2 separate regions of the Homo sapiens genome follow, and region 1 is linked to region 2. A link is a loop called in an ENCODE intact Hi-C map of the cell type or tissue named here. Cell type or tissue: natural killer cell. All regions are shown on one strand. Links, peaks and the distances in the headings refer to the core of each region. The heading gives the core; the rest is flanking DNA. Region 1 has its middle 370 kb from the start of ERVE-5. Region 2 has its middle 100 kb from the start of ERVE-5.

Region 1 (10,195 bases), core at 1,359-9,358, 470 kb before region 2:
GAGAAGAGTAGCTCCCTCTCACACATCATGTGCTTTTACGAGAAGACAGGCACGCCTGCCGCGTGCCCCATCCAGCTCCAGGGGCCCAGCTGTGTTGTGCAAAGGAAGGCTTTAGACGGAGGCTGACGAGCTGGCTTTAGATGGAGGCTGACGAGCTGGCTTCAGAAGGAGCCCCCTGGGCAGGAAGCGGCCCTGCCTCTGATCTTGAATTTGACCAACTGTGAACCAGAATGGAGAAAGGGGGATGTTCACCAATTAGCTGAAAGTAAAACTCAACTCAAACTTCAGGAGCCCAAAGTGGCGATACCTCGAGCCATCCCCTGGCATTCTTCTTATGGGTATGAACAGTGCTGTGAGGGTGGGCAGCCACTCTTGAGGGGCTCTGACTGCCCTGGAAGAAAAGAAGAAGGAAATTCAAGAGCTGTGAGTGCAGTCAGAAACTCCAGTGAGTTCCAAAAACACAGGAAGTTGAGATTCAAGGTAAAACAGAAGAGGGCAAAGAACATCTGAATCTTTCACTCCACTGTATCAGTAAGTCCACATTTAGATCACGCTTCCTGAGAGGAGGGCTATGCCTTATATATCTTTTCTTATTTCCCCATCGAATAGTTCCCAGGGCCTGGCTGAGTGGTAGTGACTGCAGTGACAGTAACAGCCATTGCTTACTGTGTACAGCTATATGTGAGTGCTTTCTAGACATCACCTCATTCAATCTTCTCCATAATCTAGAAGTAGGTACTATTTATCCCTACTCTGTAGATGCAGAAAGGCAGTCTCAGAATGGCAGAGTGAATGGGCCAGGGGTGAGGGCTCACACCTATAATCCTAGCACTTTGGGAGGCCGAGGCAGGTGGATCACCAGAGGACAGGAATTCGAGACCAGCCTGTCCAACACGGTGAAATCCCATCTCTACTAAAAATACAAAAAAAAAAAATTAGCCGGGTGTGGTGGTGGGCACCTATAATCCCAGCTATTCGGGAGGCTGAGGGAAGAGAATCGCTTGAACCCGGGAGGCAGAGGTTGCAGTGACCTGAGATCATACCACTGCACTCCAGCCTAGGCAACAGACTGAGACTCTGTCTCAAAAGGAAAAAAAAAAACGAATAACAGAGTGAATGGCTCAAGATTACACAGCCAGGAAGAAGCAGGGCCAGCTTCTTCCCAGCGTAGCTCTAGTGACTTAGTCTCTGCCCTTACTCACCATTCTGCCACCTTTGACGTAACTAACCACCTACCATCTCTGACATGACCTCCCCTTCTCTGTGCAGCCTTAAATGATGTCTGCTTCATTTCCAGTGGGTGTGGCCTCCAGAAAAGGAAATTGGAAAGAACGTGGAACTCTCAACAACGAAAGCAATGAAGCTGCCTTGCTTAAGGAGGAAAGGATGGTGGTGACCAAGTTTCCAACCTTGCTGGGTGGGACAAGGGCAGAGAGGAGCACCCAGGACCCTTCACTCATGTGACCAGCCTGAGGCAGAGCAAATGGGGCTGCTTAAGGGCACAGCTCTTCTCCCTACCGAGGCAAACTCACTGTGGAAGGGGCTGTTTCCAAGCACCTATGATGTTGAAACAGCAAAGTTATAACCGGTCAGAAATTGCACCTTTCTAAAAAGAAATTATGACAATTAGCCCACATAAAAACATTATTTCCTTCAACATAGGCTTGAAATTCAAAACCACTATACTATAATAATTTTTCATTTTCATGGGTGCAATAATTATTGCACTAGAGATAATGGGGCCCATACTAGAAAGCAGAAACAATTGCCCTGGTTTAAGAGCTTATTAATGAACAATACAGCCATAGTCAATTAAGGCACAGGAAGGAAACATGGCTGCTGGTGACTGGTGGGTTGGTTGCTAGATTTAATTTTTGTTATTGGGTCAGTAAAGGCAGGAAGAAAATACTTCTCAAGTGGGAGGGAAGGAAATTACAAATTTGATGAAAATAAATCACCTTTTGAGCTTTTGAGTCTTTCCAATTGAGGCTTGGTTAATGTAGGTGACAGCACTTTCTGCCTGTGACTTGGCACAGGGTTATTGGGAGCCATTTGTAACACTCCCATTCTGTCTGTAAAAAGACATTTTAATTGAAAAATCATTTGCCCATAAAATTATTATCATCAATTTACAGTCCACCAAAGGGCTGCATTATGACCATAAAACAATTTGTAGTGGATTCATTTTACTCACTAAATCACTTTACATTATACTGTGAACAGAATGATTAAAGCAAGTTAGCATTTTGTTGGCAAAGTAATTACATTATTATGCATTTCACCCACAGAGATACTTCTACTACTGAGTCCATTTGTCTTGTTGACAGAATATCTATATGCATTGGACAGAATGCATTTTCTTTAGTTGATGCAATTAATTTTATTCACCAGACACTTTTAAACCTAAGCTAAAATGTTTTTGTCACAGAAATAGATTTGATTGGGGAACAAAATTAATCTTGCCTACATGATTTGTGCTCAGAAAGTTTCTTCCAATAACTGTGCAAATTTGCAAACAAGTAAACAGGGAGAAAATAATAAGCAAGAGCAAAACAAAAGCCTCAAAAAGCAATTCTCCTCCTGGGTCTGTTTTTTAAAGTCCTCTATGTACCCAGGCAGGATAAAAATCCAAAGACACCTTGAACAGGTGGAGCAGGAGATGGTGGTGAAAAGAGAGGGGCTTCTCCAACCTGAACAATTTGGCTGGGAAAATAGTGAGCACAGATTAATCTTTTAAAAAGACCCCACACAATTGCTTGAGAAGCGCCTCAGCTAGTGTCTTTTTGTCACCAACTTTGTATCCTAGCGGTAGAAATGACTTTGGACTTTCCTGGGGCCGGTGCCAGGCTCTGAGTGTAGTCAGGCTTGTGAGGCAGAAGTGAAGATCTCAGGCACCCCAACTGTGTCCCATACAAGATGCCTAAATGGGTTGTCTAAAACCAAACACGAGAAGCAGAAAATGGCTTGTCTTGCACAGTGGGCATTGGGCCCACCTGTTTGCCGCTGGAAGTCCCAGGCTTCGAACCGCAGTCCCCTCCTTGCAAGAGGCCCAGGACCTCAGCCACCACCAGAGGGCAGGAAACCACATCTCACTCTCCCTGAAGCCCCCACAGCACAGGGCTTGGCATGCGCAGGTCATTCTGGAAAGACTTCCAGATTCATTCCCTCATTCTTCAACTCCTATTTTCTGAGCACCTACTCTGTGTCCTAAAAAGTTCAGCAGTGAGCAGAACCCTGCTCTGAGCAGGCTGACCACCTGCTGGAGAAGTCAGACAGGTGAAGAGGAAATTAAGACACAGACAGTATGGGGAGGAGGTTCCTTATGGTGTGGGAACAGTTCTGTATCTTGATTGTGGTGATGTCTATACAAATCTCCATACAGGTGACAAAATTTCCTAGAACTGTGCACAAAAACATGCACACACACAAAAAAATGAGTCCATGTAAAAACTGGTGAAATCTGAGTAGACCAGGTCAATTGTTTGAGTCCAGGAGTTTGAGGCAGCAATGAGTTGTGATTGTGCAACTACACTCCGGTCTGGGCCACAGAGCAAGACCCTGTCTCTAAAATTAAAAACAAATTCCAAAGTGTAAACAAAAACTGAACAAATCAGCAACTTATTTGTCCATCGTAGTCTAGTAGTTAAGCACATTGTGCCAATGCCAAGTTCCTGATTTTCATAATGCACTACAGTTATATAAAATATTGCCATAGGTGGAGGCTGGGAGATGGGTATAACTCTGCACTTGTTTTGCAACTGCTCTGATCTATAACTATTTCCTAATAAATGGTTTAAAGAAACACTGATGTGCAAAGCACTGATGGAAAACGCAGGAGGCTGCAGAAGTCCAAAGAAACGCTGGATTCTTGGGGGCAGCAGGGAAGGTTTCCTGGAAAAACTCATATCTTCCCAAAGGCAACCCAGTTAAGTGCCCAGAAGGGTCAGCAGGAGGGGAAAAGTGAAGCTGGGAGTGACAGGCAGCAGAAATGGAGGTAACTGTAGCACAGACCCAGTCCCAAGACATTCAGATTCAAATTGTATTTAAATGCTGGAGAGTTTTGGCTAAGCTGAAATTTAAAAGAGATTTAGGACCCCTAAAGGGGAAGATTGGCTGAGAGGAAAAATAATCCTTCAGGTCTGAGGAGTGTTGGAAGGACACGCTGGAGGCCCCTCCTTTGTAGTCACGTGGCTAGCAGGCACCTGCAAGCTGAAACGTGTGGGCTGGAGGGACTGCGGCAGTGACATGTCTCCGCAGACCTGGCTGCCATTCCTGGTTCACTGGCTACACCCAGCTCCATGGCACCCATGTCTCTGCACATTTTCCCCATAGAACACATGTACCTTATTCTCCCAGGATTCTGCCAGGTAGCTCTGGGCTTCATCAAGACAACTGCCACCTGCTGCCACACACTCCCGCACATCACAATGGTGAAATATGGGGCCCACAGGCAAGGTGGAGGGATGAGTAGTTTGGCTGGAGAGGCTTTATTCCATCAAGCCCCTACTGTTATCCATCCATCTAAATCATACAACTCAGGTTATCAACACTCCATGAAACAACCACTCCAAACTTCCTGCTCCAGGAGTTTTTATTATGAAGACCATCCAAGCCTAAGCAACAAGCAAAACCCTGTTTCTACAAAAAAAAGAAAATAAATTGAAAAATTTTTCTGGCATGATGGCACGTGCCTACAGTCATGACTACTTGGGAGACTGAGATAGGAGAATTGCTTGAGCTCAGTAGTTCAAGGCTGCAATGACTTGTGATTGTGCAACTGCACTTCAGTCTGGGCAACAGAGAAGAACACTGTCTCTAAAAATAATAAATAAATAAAAGTCCAAGTGTAAACAAAAACTGAACAAATCAGCAACTTATTTGTACATTGTAAAAACATCACAGCTGAGCACTTATAAGTTCCACTGGGAAAGAGACACAGGGTCTGCAGCCCCAGATACAATAAGAAAAGTGACTGCTGTCTGACACTGAGCTTTATACAGATTCCCGTGGAGTGCACACAGCAACCCTGTGGAGGCTGATGCTGTATCATCATCATGCACATTTTATAGATCAGTGCATGCACAAAAAGGTTAGATAACTTGCCCAAGGGTGTGCAGTCAGTATGTGCTGGGACCATGACCCAAATGCAGGGTGTTCCGTTTTCTCTTCCACTCAAGCACCAGCTCCTCCACTGTTTCCATGAGCATCTCCACTCACCTTGCACAAGATTGACGCCTTTCCAGCTCCCCAGACTGGAGCTAAGGAAGCTTGGAGTAGCTAAGGACCATTCCCTGCAACACCTCCAGACACACCTCCTGACCTTTATGATACACCTGGAAGACAGGTGCATCCCCTGAAATCCCTTGGACCAAGGACAAGATCCTTCAGTAGCCCTTGGTCTTTCTTGAGATACAGGGAAGCTTTGTAAGATTCCCATTAATGAAATATTTAGGTGATACTTCTCTCACTTCAGAAAACAAATGAGAAAAGGAGTTTTGCTTACAGTACATTAAGTTACTTTAAATTACTGGAAGCCATTTGTAGATAACTTCCTGGAAAATTTGAATATGGATAAGGATATGTTACTCATCAGCCTGACACTTTCATAAAATACCCTCCAAATAGAACAGCAGCAAGGAAAGGAGCATATGTTTTCATCTCCAATATGGGCATTCTATGAAATGTAAGCACTGTATCATTACTGATCCCTGAAAAACTGGGTCATAATGAGTCTTGAACTTAGAAAGTCAAAAATTAGGTTCTAAAAAAAAGTATGCTCCTCTCACCCTATCTCTATCACTGAAAATTAAAAAGATAAATTTCAAAAGCCAAAACACATGACCCAAACTCTTGAGCATTCTGTGAGTCTAATTAGATGTGCTGTTGTCTTGATTTTTGTGGAAATAAAAGCAGCCATCACAGAAAGAATTGAACGGTTATATTATTTGTGAAAGTAGATTTATATAAAGTTAGTGATTAAGGCTTTGTGACATAAAGTCATCTGGTCAATGCATTCAAAGGCCCAGTCAATCACCCACAAGTTGAACAGATGAGACAACAATGGCAAAGACTTTCTTCAAAAGTCACCGCTAGAGGGGGCTCTAGAGACATCCACCCTGGCTACCCATCAGCATCATCTGGGGTGCATGTTAAAAACAAGATGCCTGAGAGCCATCCTCCAAAATTCTGGTTCAGTCACCTTAGGGCGTAACCAAGGAACTGGCATTTTCGTGAAGCACCCAACTCATGCATGTGCAGACATCCCTGAGCCTGCGAACTACTCCCCTATATAGCTAGTCAGTCTACAAAGAGGAAGCTACACTGGAACACCCGCCATAGAGCTGTTTGCCCAAGGCCTATCTTATCCGGGGACAGACTCCTTGATGGCTAACCCTGTCCTAACACACCCTGTCCACTCCATCTATTTTAAATTATTACTGTTTTTGAGTCTATCATTATTAAAGGATTTAAGTTTTTATATTATTTTAGTACTTTGCATTTGAATGATCTTTTCTACAGCCTCTCATCTTTAAAAAGAGATAAAAATACTGCCTATGTTGTAATCTGTAAATAAGAATGAGTGAGGTAGCCCAGGTGGAGTTTTGCACAGGCTTGGGACATAATGTGTGTTTAATAAATGTTGGCTATTACGGTGTCATTCTTGCCTGTGACCCATCATGTATAAGGAGGAATGAATTGTCATCATTGCAGTGGAATACATTTTGGCTGCCTAGGTTAGATAAATTGTTTAACTGTGTGCAATGTCCAGAGATTATAATTTCTGCTATATGGAGGGCTGCTGGGAACCAGAGGGTATGATTGATTCGAACTTTATTTCAGAGACTTTGGTTCCAAGTTCCAATCCTCAACCCTCCTGGCCACCCACAAAGAGTCAAGAAAATATCCAAGCATATTTCCAACATTTATTGGAAACATTTATTTTAAATATATTTATAATAGCCAAAAATTGGAAACAATCCAAATGTTCATCAGCAAGAGAATAAATTTCGTATATTTATACAATGGAATATGACACAGAAATTAAAAATAATAAACTGCTAAGAAACACAATAACATGGATAAATCACACAGACATTGTTCTCACAGCTGAACACAGTAAGCCAGGTTCAAAAGACTACATAATGTATGAGGGTATAATTCAGGACAGTGGCTACTTCTGGGAGATGTTAACTGGGAAGAGGCAAAAGGAACTCTTCTGGGGAGCTGGAAATGCTTTATGTCTTGTCTGGTTGATGATTTTAGACGTAAAAATTAATTGAGCTGTACATTTAAAATTAGTGCACTTTACAAAGTTTGCTGCATGCATTATACCTTAATTAAAAATTTTTTAAAGCATAAGATGCATCTTAATGCTAGTTTCAAGTGAGATTTCTCACCCTTTTAAACTCATCTGTGTGTGAACACAGCTTCTCTTTTACTTGCGGGTGGCCCCAAGTGGATGGTGGGAACAATGCAGAATAAGAAAACTTTTTCTCGTCTTGTCCCTCAATTTCTTATTCTCTCTTCTCTCAGTATTTCTAGCTTCTTTTAAAGCACCAAATGATTATTCTGTGATCGTTAATCAGATCGCCCCACTGCCTGATTTATCTGACAAAACAGTTATTTCTAAACACCTAAACTCAATCTATCCCTTTCCGATGCTAGCCCATTACTCCTCCTCTCCGCACCACTGTCCTGCATACAAGATAAATCGCTCTCAGCTCAGGGCTGAATGCAGTTTCCATCTAGAAGCCAATTAGGGAATTGCATTTGTTTAGTCTCCCAACAACCCAGATCAATGGCAGACCCTTTGATGACTTGTGAAATAACCCAAGTAATGGGCTTGACAATGTTGCCTCAGGAAAGATTTTCAGCTGAAGTTGAGAGAAGCAGTAAAAGTCTCCTTTTATTCACCACCAAGCTCTATCCCTCTTGACTTTATTCAAACCTTGCTTCATCTTAGGCTTTTCTGGAAGAGATATTCTGGGTTTCACTCTTAAAATCTGCCAGCTAAAACAGAGGGAAGGCCCACCTGATTAGCTGCCTCTATAATGGATTTCATTAATTCGCTCACTTAATCGTTCACTAAAAAATCACCTATAGAGCACCCGTTATGCTCAGCAGACAGCAGAAAACAAAACCGAGTCTCTGACCTCATGGAACATATATTCTAGCTGGAGAGACATAAAATAAATGAGGTAATTTTACAGAATAACAAATTACATGAGTAAATAAAATGAGAAAGTATGAACAAGAATGCCCAGGAAAGTAGAGACACTTTATATAGGACTGCCAGAGAAGCCCTCTTTGAGGATGCAACACTTGCGCAGAGACCTGAATAATGAGACACAGTCAGTTATGCACATGCTGGGAAAATCATCCCAAGCAAAAGAATAATCACTTTCAGGGGTCCAAACTCTCTGTGTGAGTTCTAGAAACAGAGGGAAGGGGAAACCATAAAGCAAACCCTAACTTTGTCCTACCGCCTGGTCTCTCTACAAGGACTGCCTCCTCCTTTGCTATTCAGCAGGGGCCCTTCCTAGTGCCATGGCACTGGCTCTTTCTGAAAAAATGCCAACGAAAATATCGGCAACCACCATGATTCATTTTCCAAAGTACTGTTGGGGTAACCCAACTCCCTTGTTCCAACTGAGGCTGAACTGAGATTCCTGAAGCTCTGGGAGACCAACAGCAAGACTCCAATTAGGCCTGACCATGTTCAACATAAAAAGAGCTGTCCCTGGGAAGAAGGTGCTGATGGAGACAAGCTCCAAGGCTGCAGCAAAGACAGCAGTGCAGATCGATAAACACAGCACAAATTAGGATTTCATTTTCAATTCTTTTGTCAAGACTAATTGCATGCTCACTTCGAGTAAGATGCCCTTTCTGTTCAGAAGCATTACTGTCCAGGAGAAGGTAACACGCTGGGGCTTCGAATTGGCATTTCACATAATGAGGATTTCGCAGTTCAAACAATCACTAGATATTTTATTCTGGAAATCGAAGCTGTTAGTCAACTAAAAGTCCTCATCCTGAGCTGTGAACATGGGCAGACATTAAGCAAGCATTCGGTGACATCACTCATTCCATTTCTGTCTTTTCTTCCCAGTTCTCAGGCACCACAGATGATAACAGCCACTGGATCCCTCAAGCACATGGAAATTCCCAGAACTTCACAGATGCTCACAGATGCATCCCATGATCTTGACCTTTGAGTAATGGGATAAGCAGGTACAAAGGAGACAGAAGGGCCAGGCTGGGTGCTTAGAGAATTCCAGGAAGAGAAAGAGGCACTAGAAGTCATGGCAGGCAGCATAGAGCAGTGGGTAAGTGTACAGACCTGAGGACCAGATTCGATTTCCACCGCTCAAGAGCCACTTGGCCTTACTTAAGTCACATTGTATCTCTAAGTCAGCTTCCTGATCTGTGAATAAGCCAGACACAGAAAGAAACATACTGCTTGATCTCACTTATATTATGGAATTTCAAGAAGTCAAACTCACAGAAACAAAGAGCAGACAGTGGTTACCAGGGACTGAAGGGTGGGGAAAATAGGGAGAAGTTGGTCAAATGGCATAAACCATCAGTTATGAGAATAATGGTGACTATAGTTAATAATATTGCATGGTCTACTTGAGATTTAAGAGAGATCTTAAGTGTCTCTCCACAAAAAAAGTAACTAAATGGTTTACTTCACTTAGCAGTCTTTTTGGGGTTCATCCGTGTTATCACACGTGGCAGGATTTCCTTCTTGTGTGGCTGAATAATATTCCATCATATATAAATACCACATTCCCTATATCCATTCACCCATTGCTAGACACTTAGGTTGTTGATTCCATAACGTGGCCATAGTGAATGATGCTGCAATAGCCATGGGAGTGCAGATATATCTTTGATTTTTTTCTTTTGGGTGTATACCCAGAAGTGGGATTGCAGATCATATGGTAGTTCTATTTTTTAGGACCTTCCATACTGTTTTCCATAATAGCTGTACAAATGTACATTCCCATGATCAGTGCGCAAGCGTCCCCTTTTCTCCATGTGCTTGCCCCACATCCTTCTTATCTTTTGTCTTTTTGGTAACAGCCAACTCACCAAGTGTGAGGTGATATTTCATTATGGTTTTTGATTTGCTTTTCCCTGATGGTTAATGATATTGGGTACCTTTTCTTGTACTTGTTGGCCACTTGCA
Region 2 (10,195 bases), core at 1,160-9,159:
CTCAAGATTACCTAATTTTAATATTCTCGTAGAAAGAATGACTTAAAATCTGACAAACTGACTTATGACAGTTTAGCTACAGGAAAAAACAGTCTATTTCATTAATCAACAAAAAGCATTAGCTCTCCATAAATCTTAATCAAATCAGTAATACAGGCCAAGCCTCTGAGTGGGCTTACAAAAACCTGGAATATCGGAAAACTAAAGAACTCGCTTGACTTTCATTATAAAACAGAAGACAAACACATAGACGAAGCTGTAAGAAAGAAAGACCTCATTGTCTAATGATAAGTCCTTGAGTACATGAAAGCAGTAACTGCAGTAAACAGGCAAAGCCACTGAACTTATCCATACTTGAAGGGTACAGACAAGCCTCTGGGGGCACTAGAGAAGGCAAGATGACTCCATACACTGGAATGCTACCAGGGTGGACTAGAAATGACTGAACAGTGAGTAATTTTGTTTCTGATTCTGTATGTGTCTGCCTGTACTTTGAATATTTTCTACAATAACCATTGTTTTTTTAGCATCAGAAAAATTATAAATAGAAAAAGAATTGCATATTGAAGAAAAAACAGATTTTTACACAAATTACGTATTCTTATCAATTTAAAACATAAAGCCATTACCTAAAGTGAACAGATTTTCTAAAGAAAGAGAAGCCCAACCATAAGTACTATTAATACCCTGCACATAGTAGGTACTCAATATATCTCTTAAGTGTTAGGTATAGATTACTATCAGATAAGCTTTAATTTACTCATAAGCTAGTGCTCCATATATTCACACCAGAGATACCATTTGATTCCTCAATTCTCAGAAATGTCCTCTGTTAGTAAATTTACAGTCATTTTTACACTCAACTATCAGAATTTGATAGGTTATTTATGACACTCTGGCAATTACATTGTAATTTCCTCACCAATCTAAGAACTCTTATCTACTATACAATTTATAATATGAATGTTATTTTTACTCTGCCAAAAAATAAAGTGTTTTTATTGCAGTGATTTATCCTGCACATGTGTTACTTATACATACACATCTATTATAAATCAAGTATTGGAGAGGAGAAAGAACAAAATTAACAAACATAAAACAAAAAAGGGAGTGAGATGATGTACTAGTGAACAGCAGGAAATTAAACTCCCAGCCTTGCTTCCATTAAGAAGTTTTGACAAGATAAAGATCAAGAACACAGCTTAAGCAGTTAGTGAACAGCTGCACAAGTCCCAAAATGATATATGATTTTTTTGCATTACAAGCTTCATTGCTAACTTGTAGCAGTTTTGGTAAATAGTTGAATAGGTACAACTAAATTTGACACATTACGGAAATATACAAGACCAAGATGAACAATTGTAAAGTAATCTGAACTTAGGAATTACTCCAAATGAACAAAAAGATTATAACTGGAAAAGTTATTTTTAATAGATATTGAAGATATCTATTAAAGCAGATAATAGTTATCTATTAACTATTATATATTTAATATTAATCTTTCAACATTAACGTTTTCAAAAGTATACTGTGTCAAGACACAAAGTGTAGCATTTGTGACACTCAGCAAACTTTTAGAGAATTAAGATAATTTTTGATACCAATTTCAAGTAAAACGCCCTTCACCATATCTCTCACAAAAATAAGCTAAATTTAAAACAAAAAACAAACAGCCATGCACTAAGATATCACAATATCTATGAGATAAGAGCAAGTAACAAACTAAAAAATACTGAAATTAAAAATAATATTGTTGGGAATCTTTTTTTTTTAATTCTAGAAATTTGACATCCTTTCCATAAATCACCTACGATCTGTATAGTTTGCTTCTTCCTCATGGTCTTTTTTCTATACAGCCCTGTAAGTATCTTCCCAACATATACACTGCTACAAAGAACCACAAGTCCACTTACTCAAAAACTGGGTCAACTCCTTTTAAGCTTCCAATGCCTTTAATGTTTCAAGGCAATTCAATAATTCATTTGAAGTGAAATAGGTTGAAATCACATTCTTGGAGCTTTGACAAGAACAGTCATTTATTGTTTACTTAATCATGTCATGCATGAGAGTTTGGTTGTGTCTTCCATACCCACCTTCCAACTCAATGGAGTCAACACTGCACTCCATTATGCCACATACCACAAAATGGTCAGGACAAACGATAACAGTGTCACCTTCATAGCAGGCATTTATAACAGATAATGGATCACCGAAGAACTAGAAAACAACAACATATTTGCAAATATACACCCACATATGGTGTGGATCTCTGTCCCCAACCAAGTCTCATGTCTCATGTTCAATTGTAATCCCCAGTGTTGGATGTGGAGCCTAGTGGGAGGTGACTGGGTAATGGGGACAGTTTCTAATGGTTTAGTACCATCCCCCTAGTGCTGTCTCATGACAGAGTTCTCATGAGATCTGGTTGTTTAAAAGTATGTAGCACCTACCCTCATTCTCTTTCTTCCTCCTCCTCCAGCCATTTAAGCCATGCCTGCTTCCCCTTCACCTTCTGCCATGATTGTAAGTTTCCTGAGGCCTCCCCTGCCATGTGTCCTTATAACCTGCAGAACTGTGAGCCAATTAAACCTCTTTTCTTTATCAGGTATTTATAGGCAGTGTGCAAAGTGACAAATATACAACCCCACAAAGCAACTCGAGTATTATTCCAAGTGCCTTCATGTCTCACTCTGAAAATGGAGCCAACACTGCACGCTGAAGCATCTCCTTTGGTAGTGGACTGAACCTAATGCATGCCTGGTAAGTGGCTACTGCTGATGAAAGGCAGGGTTCTCACTACTTCCTATTTAACAGAAAACCACCTCTGGGAAGCTCTGTGTAGAATTCATGAAAACCTATGGTGAATCAGAAGGAAAAAAGCCACTTGCAGCAAGACACTCTTCTTTTACCTGAATTTCTATATCTTCCCCCAAGGCACCTGGCAAAGCCTGTCCATGAGTAGGGTCCACAGCAGACCAGTCATCATGGTGGAGGAGATCTCATGGGTGGAACTTCTGACAACTGGATGGACACCCTTTGCTTAGATGTTAGAATTCTGATAACCAAACACATACCATGAAGAAACCAAACAGACCTAACAGTTCTCAGTAAGATAGCAAGGAAGAAAAGATGCTAACTAGCTAAGAATTACAAAGGCACACATACCTCAACAAAGGACTCTCCATGAGTTTTAGCTTTTGCTTCACCTGTTCAATCTCTGAATACAATTTTAACCCTTCAACCATGGAGATATTTTCCTGCTCAGAGCTACAATTTGCCAAACTGCTTCTCAGATTAAAAAATTTGCTGTAACTCTCCTCACATTGAGACAACAGATTGTGGTAGTCACGTCCTGAAGGAACTCAGTTTTCAAGAATGTCATAATCCCTGAGAGTTTAAAAGCAAACTGAAATCCATTGCCTTTCAGACACATTTTTTCTCATTAAGAAAGCCCATGGAGTCCTCAAAGACCCACTAAGAAAAGTGCTTTATAACTCAGGTACATGTTAAGTCTCTCTGAATAGTACTCTAAGTGGTAACTGTTGAAAGTTTCAAACACCACTTCATTGAAGTCATTAATTTTTCTTCTTTTGAGGAATTGTTTTTTCTTAGATCCAAACATTTGTGCTTTAGAATTACCTAAAGTTCATATTGTACAATTTGTAATCATTATTTAATAAGAAATTATTTTCTTCTCATATATTAGATTCAAAATCTTAATAAGGAGTGGGTGGCAAGGGCCAACTGGGGAGTAGGGGTATAGAGGGAAGTAAATTGTTTCACAATGGTTAAGACTGCCATGTTTTTCAGAGATCTGAATGTGATTTTAAAATGTTTTAAAAGATTACCATATTTATAGGATCAAAAATTAGAAATGACTCAAACTGTCTAGTCCTTCCTTACATTTAAAGCACTATATAGGCACAAAATTATGTTGAATATTCCCAGAGAAAGACCAGGGGATTTCAAAAAAATAAACCTTTGAGATTTTGAGGGGAAAAAAATGCTGTCATTATTAGAGAATGATTAACACAAAATAACCTTGTACTGGACCACCTTACTGGCACTTGAAATTTATTCATTTACATAAATTCTCAAATATAATGACAGAACAAAAAGTATGTCTCAATGTAATAAAATAATTTATAAATGTACAGTCAATAGATATTAAATTAATGGGTTTAACAATAAAATAAAATATTGCCATTACCTGTAGTTTTAAAATAATTGCTTTATTTTTCAGTTAAATGTATATCAACTAGCTGTGCCTTAGGTTAGAGCTTCTCAATTCTGATGAATATTAGAATCACCTAGGATCTTTCAAAAATACAGATGCTCAGGCCAACATCCAGAGCAATAAAAACGGGCCTCTGAAAGTGGAGAGGTATTTTTTAAAGTTCCCCAAGCATGTAATGTGTAGCCAAGGTTGAGAACTATTGTCTTAGATTATTATTTTTTTAACTTCGTCATGCTCTTAAGAAGATGGGGGGAGGGGAGAAAGCTGAACAAAATCCTAATTCATATCAAATTATGGTGAACACTCAATATTTAAAATGAACAGAAGATTTTATTTTCTTGCTTTTCCAAGTAAATGGATTGGGTAAAGCTTGAAAAAGTAAGGATTTTGTCTACTTTGGTTATCCACACTCATTTAAAGATACTCTAGAAATCTACTTTGCAAATAAGAAATTACGAACCAAACCACTGGTCTATTAAGTTGCGAAGATTAAGACTAAAATTTTAAAATAAGTTTCTTAGCATTTCCAATATCCATGCAAGTTAGCTTATTTCTTCTCATTAGATTGATACTTTACAGTCTAGAACCAGTGAACCAACATCATCTTCAGACCCCTAAGTTCTGAAGTAGTGTGTTTTGAATTAGAAAGGAAAAATATTTGCCACATGGTGCAAAATCAAGACAGTGATTTGATCTTGCCTGCTGATAGCTCTACTCCTATCTTAGCCCAGGAACCTTTTTAGAGTCTGCATACATGTGATAACATTCCAGTTTCTCCATCAAGTGCCACAGTTTCTTCTCCGTAACTAAAGACAATTCCTCCCTTATGCTGTCCCATCTGCCAGTGATGTACAAGGCATGTATGGAGATCATTACTTGTCCACACATGCAAGGCTCTCAAATCAGAATACAATTTTTTTTGTCCACATACAGATCAAATTTGCCAGATATGCATTATATTTACCTACCATTACATTCTACTTCAATCAAAACCAATCACTGCTCTTTAAGAGCAAGTGTATCAAACCTAGAAAATATTCAAGCTTTTTGATGTTCTGGGATTGTACTGAACACACTATAGAAAAATAGGAAATGCACAATAGAAAAATTAGAAAGGTAGAAATCACAGTCAACTTATGAAAGCTGAAATCAGACATACATAATTGTAAACCAGGTAGAACCATTAACCAGATTTTCATTTTTTAAAAAATTTTGTTATTATTTACTATTTAAACCAAGAGAAACTTACTAAATCAAATCAAACTGCATGAAAATGTAAAGGCCTTGTCTTATATAATGTCAAATCATCTTTCACATAGGAAAAACAAATTACCTTCTACAATTCTTTTTAGTGTGAGTTCTAATTTTATTGCAGCATTGCCTGTTAATTTACTGCTCAGGAATACAGGAGAAAATTACTGGTCTTACAGCACCATCTAGTGGAAAGATAAGTGTCGCATGTAACAAGATCAGCATAGAACAACTACTTAATTTAGGTTGCATGATTAATTTTGGTATTTTTGAACGGAAAAGCTTTTCCTTGTCAAAATATGATAAATTAGAAGAATGCGTTTAGGTATTTTTGATTCATCTGTTAGTTTAACCTAGTATGTTTTACTATAGGAACTTAGAGTAAAGCCATATACTTTAAAAAAAAAGTATTATTTAAGTTTCAAGCAAAAAAGTCTCTATAATGCAAATAAGTTCTTTGTTTTTCAAACAATTGTCATTAAATAGATGTTCACAAACCTCCTGATTTTAGGCTTAGTTTATAAACAGTTAAAGCAGGTTTCTCTGCACTTGTTCGTTTCATTTAATAACTTGAAAAGGGGCTGCACTATTTGTATATTGGTCTATTTCTGTCTATAGGCCCTTGGAGTAAGAGTATGTGCGTGTGTATGTGTGTGTGTATGTGTGTGTGTGCGTGCATTGCGCATGTGTGTGTCTCACAAAGGTAAAATTAAGCCATGGTAACTATTTTTTCAATATGTACAAGGTCAGTAATAAACACAATCTCAATTGAGGTTTAACACGTCTGACAAAACAATCATATGCATCATCCTTTTCTTCATCCCAACTCTTCCAAATGTTCTGGTAGAAAAACCTGAAAAATAACTTAATATCATTCAAATTTAATCACTGGCTCCAAATGTTAGGATTCTGGAGGGATGAGAGCTAAAGAATAAATCAAAGCAATTCTCATATCTCAGAGAATGCTGCATATTTGCTATGGTTATCAGTTGAGTCACACAAGATAAAGACCTTCTTTGAATCAGCTAGAGGGGTTTTTCTATAACACTCATTTTTTTAAAACTTTCTTTTTATCAGAAGTAGTATTTATTGACCATCTCTAACTGGGCAGGTAGTAGTTCCATTTGTTGAGATAGAAAACACTGGGAGAGAAACAGGTTTGGGGTTCAAAATGAAGAGTTGTGTCTTTGCCATGTTCAGGCTGAGATGCCTATCTGACCTCCCAGTAATGACGTCAAATGTACAGAGAAATATACAAGCCCAGAGATCCAGGGAAAGGTCAGGGCTAGAGACATAAATCTGGGAGGTGTCAGCATATTAATAGTTTTAAAGCAGTAAATGAGATCATCTAGGGACATAATATAAAGCAGCAGTTCTCAACCCTGGTTGCACATTAGGGTCCCCCGGGATACTTTAAAAAATTGATTCCCTATCCCAGACCAATAAATCAGATATCTGCGGAGGGAAGGGGGTTAGCATTCACATGTTTTTTAAAGCTCTCTAAGCACTTTAACAAATTTTTATTACAAAAAATTCTAAACATACAACAGATAAAATAGTATCATGAATATCATGTATCCATCAGCCAACTTCAAGAATTACCCACTTGGGAGAAATCTTATTTCATCTCTACCTCACCAACCTACCCTCTGCTCCTCTCCTCTCATCATCCTGACCCTGGCTTATTTTGAAGCAAATCTCAGATGTATCAAATCATTCACAAATTTTTAGTATGTAGCTCTAAAATAAATCCTTATGCCAAAAAAGTTTTAATTTCTTAATATTACCAAATATCCAGTCAGTACTCAAATTTTCCTAATTTTCTCTTTTGCTGTTGTTGTTTTACAGTTGACTTGTTCAAATTAGGATCCAAACAAGGCCAGCTGTGGCCCTTAATGGATGCGTCTCTTAAATCACTTTTATTCTATACATTACCCCTTGCTCTTTTTACCCTTGTAATTTATTTAATAGTTTCACACACACTGAATTTTGTTGATTACTTATCCATGGGGTCATTTAACATGTTTTTCTGTTTCTTTCCTTTCTAGTAAACTGATAGTAAGATCTAGAGCTTGATGGGCTTCAGGAAAGACTTTTTGGCAGGAATACTTCAAGTGAGGTATGATGTACTTGCATCGGGAAGCACATATAGCAAGTCCTCTAATATCAGCCTTTCATTGAATGCCTTTCACTATATAAGGGAATAAACATCAATTCCTGGCCATAGTCGCAGTCTGTGTGGAGTTTTCATGTTTTTCCTATGTCTGCATGGGTTTTCTACAGGTACTCTGGCTTCCCACATCATAAAGATGTGCATACGAAAGATGAGCATGCTAGCTGAACTGGTGTGTCGACATCGTCCCAGTCTGAGTGTGGGTGTGAGTGCACCCTGGGATGAAGTGGCATTGTGTCTCATGCTGGTTCCTATCTTGCACCCTAAGCTGCCATGATAGGTTTTGGCCACCTGCATCCCTGAACTGGAATAAGCAGGTTGGAAAATGAAAGAATGAATATGAATTATTGTCAAATAAAAAATCTTAAATTAGACAATAATCATACAAATGCACAACAATAAACAATGCAGTATAAAATCACTCAGCGAGTCCATCAAGTTGGTGACGGTTTGAACCACGTGGTGGTAAAGGGTACTCCTTACAATTTTTACTTTGCCGACATTTATTCCTCAATTTGACCAACCACCACCATGACTGCCGTGACTCACTGATTCACCAAAAATTGGGTAAATAATTATTTTGTTTTTATAATCTTTCTTATATGTATACAGGATTCACATTTATTTCAATGTTCAAGATTAAAATTGTTTTTGGTCTTTATTTAGAAGTTTGGTGATGTTTTTGTGACCAGAAATAGGCCATAGGAACTTTAACTTTTGTTTGTATCTATTAGCCTATGGTAACATTGGTTTTGTAATTTCGCTTAAAGTTGAAGTTTCCAAGAACCTGTCGACAACAGTAAGTGAAGACTTCTATAACGCCTAGCCATCTCTTTTTGTGAGGTTAAGACTGATCAATGGATTCAGGTGTTGTCAGCCTGATTCACCCACTATGAAGTTCTCTATTAGTTTTTCACCTAAAGATTACAGCAGTCATTGAGGATCACTGCCTACAACCTTTATTTCATTAGTGGTTACAAAATATGGATATTCTATCATTCCTTCTTCATGTAGTGGTTGGATGTGTCTATAAGGAAAATCCCCAAGTTATTATAATGTGGTTCCAAGGTAGAGTAGATGAGAAAAAGAAGAGTAATAGGATTGATCCCTTGGTAACTCGAACACTCTAAAAAGTTAGAGCATGAGAGAAGAGCTAGGCAAGATGACTAGAAAACCAAGCCGGTGAGACACCAAATGAATAGTGCTGTCGTAGAGGCTGAGAGGAGAGTGTGTTAAGATGGGAATGGAGGAGGCAGAGCAAGGTAGTGGAAAAGAAGGCTCCTCTGATCATTCTCTGTGCAAGGACACCAATTTAACAACTATCCAGTTCTTTGGTAAGAACTAAAAATCACGTGAGCACCTATAGCACCTGGTTTTAACTTCATATCACTGAAAAGAGGCATGGAAGAGATAGAAAAAACAGTCTTGAATCGCCGATGCCACCCCTCACCCACCATCCTGTGTGGTACAGAGAGCATATCTGGGTGCTGCAGGAGGGAGAGCACTGCAATTGTAAGGCATTAAACTGAGCTGTCCTGCCACAGCAGAAAGGAAAACTAGACCAAACTCAGCTGACACTCACCTATGGAGGCGGCATTTAAACCAGCCCCAGCCAGAGCGGAATCACTCATCCCAGCAGTCCAAACTTGAGATCCTGCAAACCTTGCCACTGAGGGCTAAAGCACTTTGTGTCTCTAAGTAAACTTGACAGGCACACTAGGCCATAAGGACTGCGACTCTTAGGTGAGTCCTAGGGCTGAACTGGGCCCAGAAACACAGAGACACAGTGGACTTGGTGGGGGCACACAACCTACTGAGACATCAGCTGGGGTGTCTACCGGAGTGCTGGCATCACCCCTCCCCTAAACCCAGACTGCACAGCTCACAGCTCTAAAGGAGACCCCATCCCTCCACTTGAGAAGAGGAGGGGGAAGAGTGGGGAGGTCTTCATCTTCCATCTTGGATACCAGCTCAGCCACAGCAGGATAGGTCACCAGCCAGAGTTGTGAGGCTTCCCCATGCCGCATTCCAGGCCCTAACTCCCAACCCCCAATGACATTTCTAGACACATCCTGGGTTACAAGGAACCCACTGCTTTGAAGGAAAGGACCCAGTCCTGCCAGCATTCATCGCCTGCCAACTGAAGACCCCTTGGACCCTGAATAACCAGCAGCTATACCCAGGTACTACGTCAAGGGCCTTGATGAGCCACTGAGACTTGCTGGCTTCAGGGGAGACTCAGCACATTCCCAGCTGTGGTGGGCCACAGGCCAAGTCTCCTTCAGCTTGAGAAAAGCAGAGGGAAAAGTAAAGGGGACTTCGTCTCTCACCTTAGGTACTAGCACAGCCACAGCAGGGTAGAGTACCCAGCGGGCTATTAGTGTCCCTAATTCTGGGACTTGATTCTTGAATGGCATTTCTGGACCTGTCCTGGGTCAGAGGGAGGGAAGCCCACTGCCCTGAAGGGTGAGTCCCAGGCCAGGCAGCATTCACCACCAACTGAGTCGAGAGACCTGGGGCCTTACAGGAACATC

What was found. Peaks named below come from ENCODE experiments on the same cell type or tissue, not always from the same donor. Only the 100,000 strongest peaks of a DNase experiment are listed, where the experiment ranks them.
Region 1: it touches region 2 in a loop (15-fold over the local background); 11 of 110 quality-filtered maps call a loop at or near these places.

Annotation. Positions count from the first base shown.
Region 1 is chr19:28,236,421-28,246,615 of GRCh38, forward strand. No RefSeq gene overlaps it. Among named protein-coding and RNA genes, the nearest start is that of ERVE-5, 370 kb to the right of the region's middle. RefSeq lists an enhancer at 1-564. In natural killer cell, for the core only: CTCF peaks have their summits at 6,077 (motif pointing right) and 6,279; a DNase peak (open chromatin) is centred at 6,091.
Region 2 is chr19:28,704,829-28,715,023 of GRCh38, forward strand. It overlaps the pseudogene LOC100420587. Among named protein-coding and RNA genes, the nearest start is that of ERVE-5, 100 kb to the left of the region's middle. In natural killer cell, for the core only: CTCF peaks have their summits at 5,674 (motif pointing left) and 5,874; a DNase peak (open chromatin) is centred at 5,673.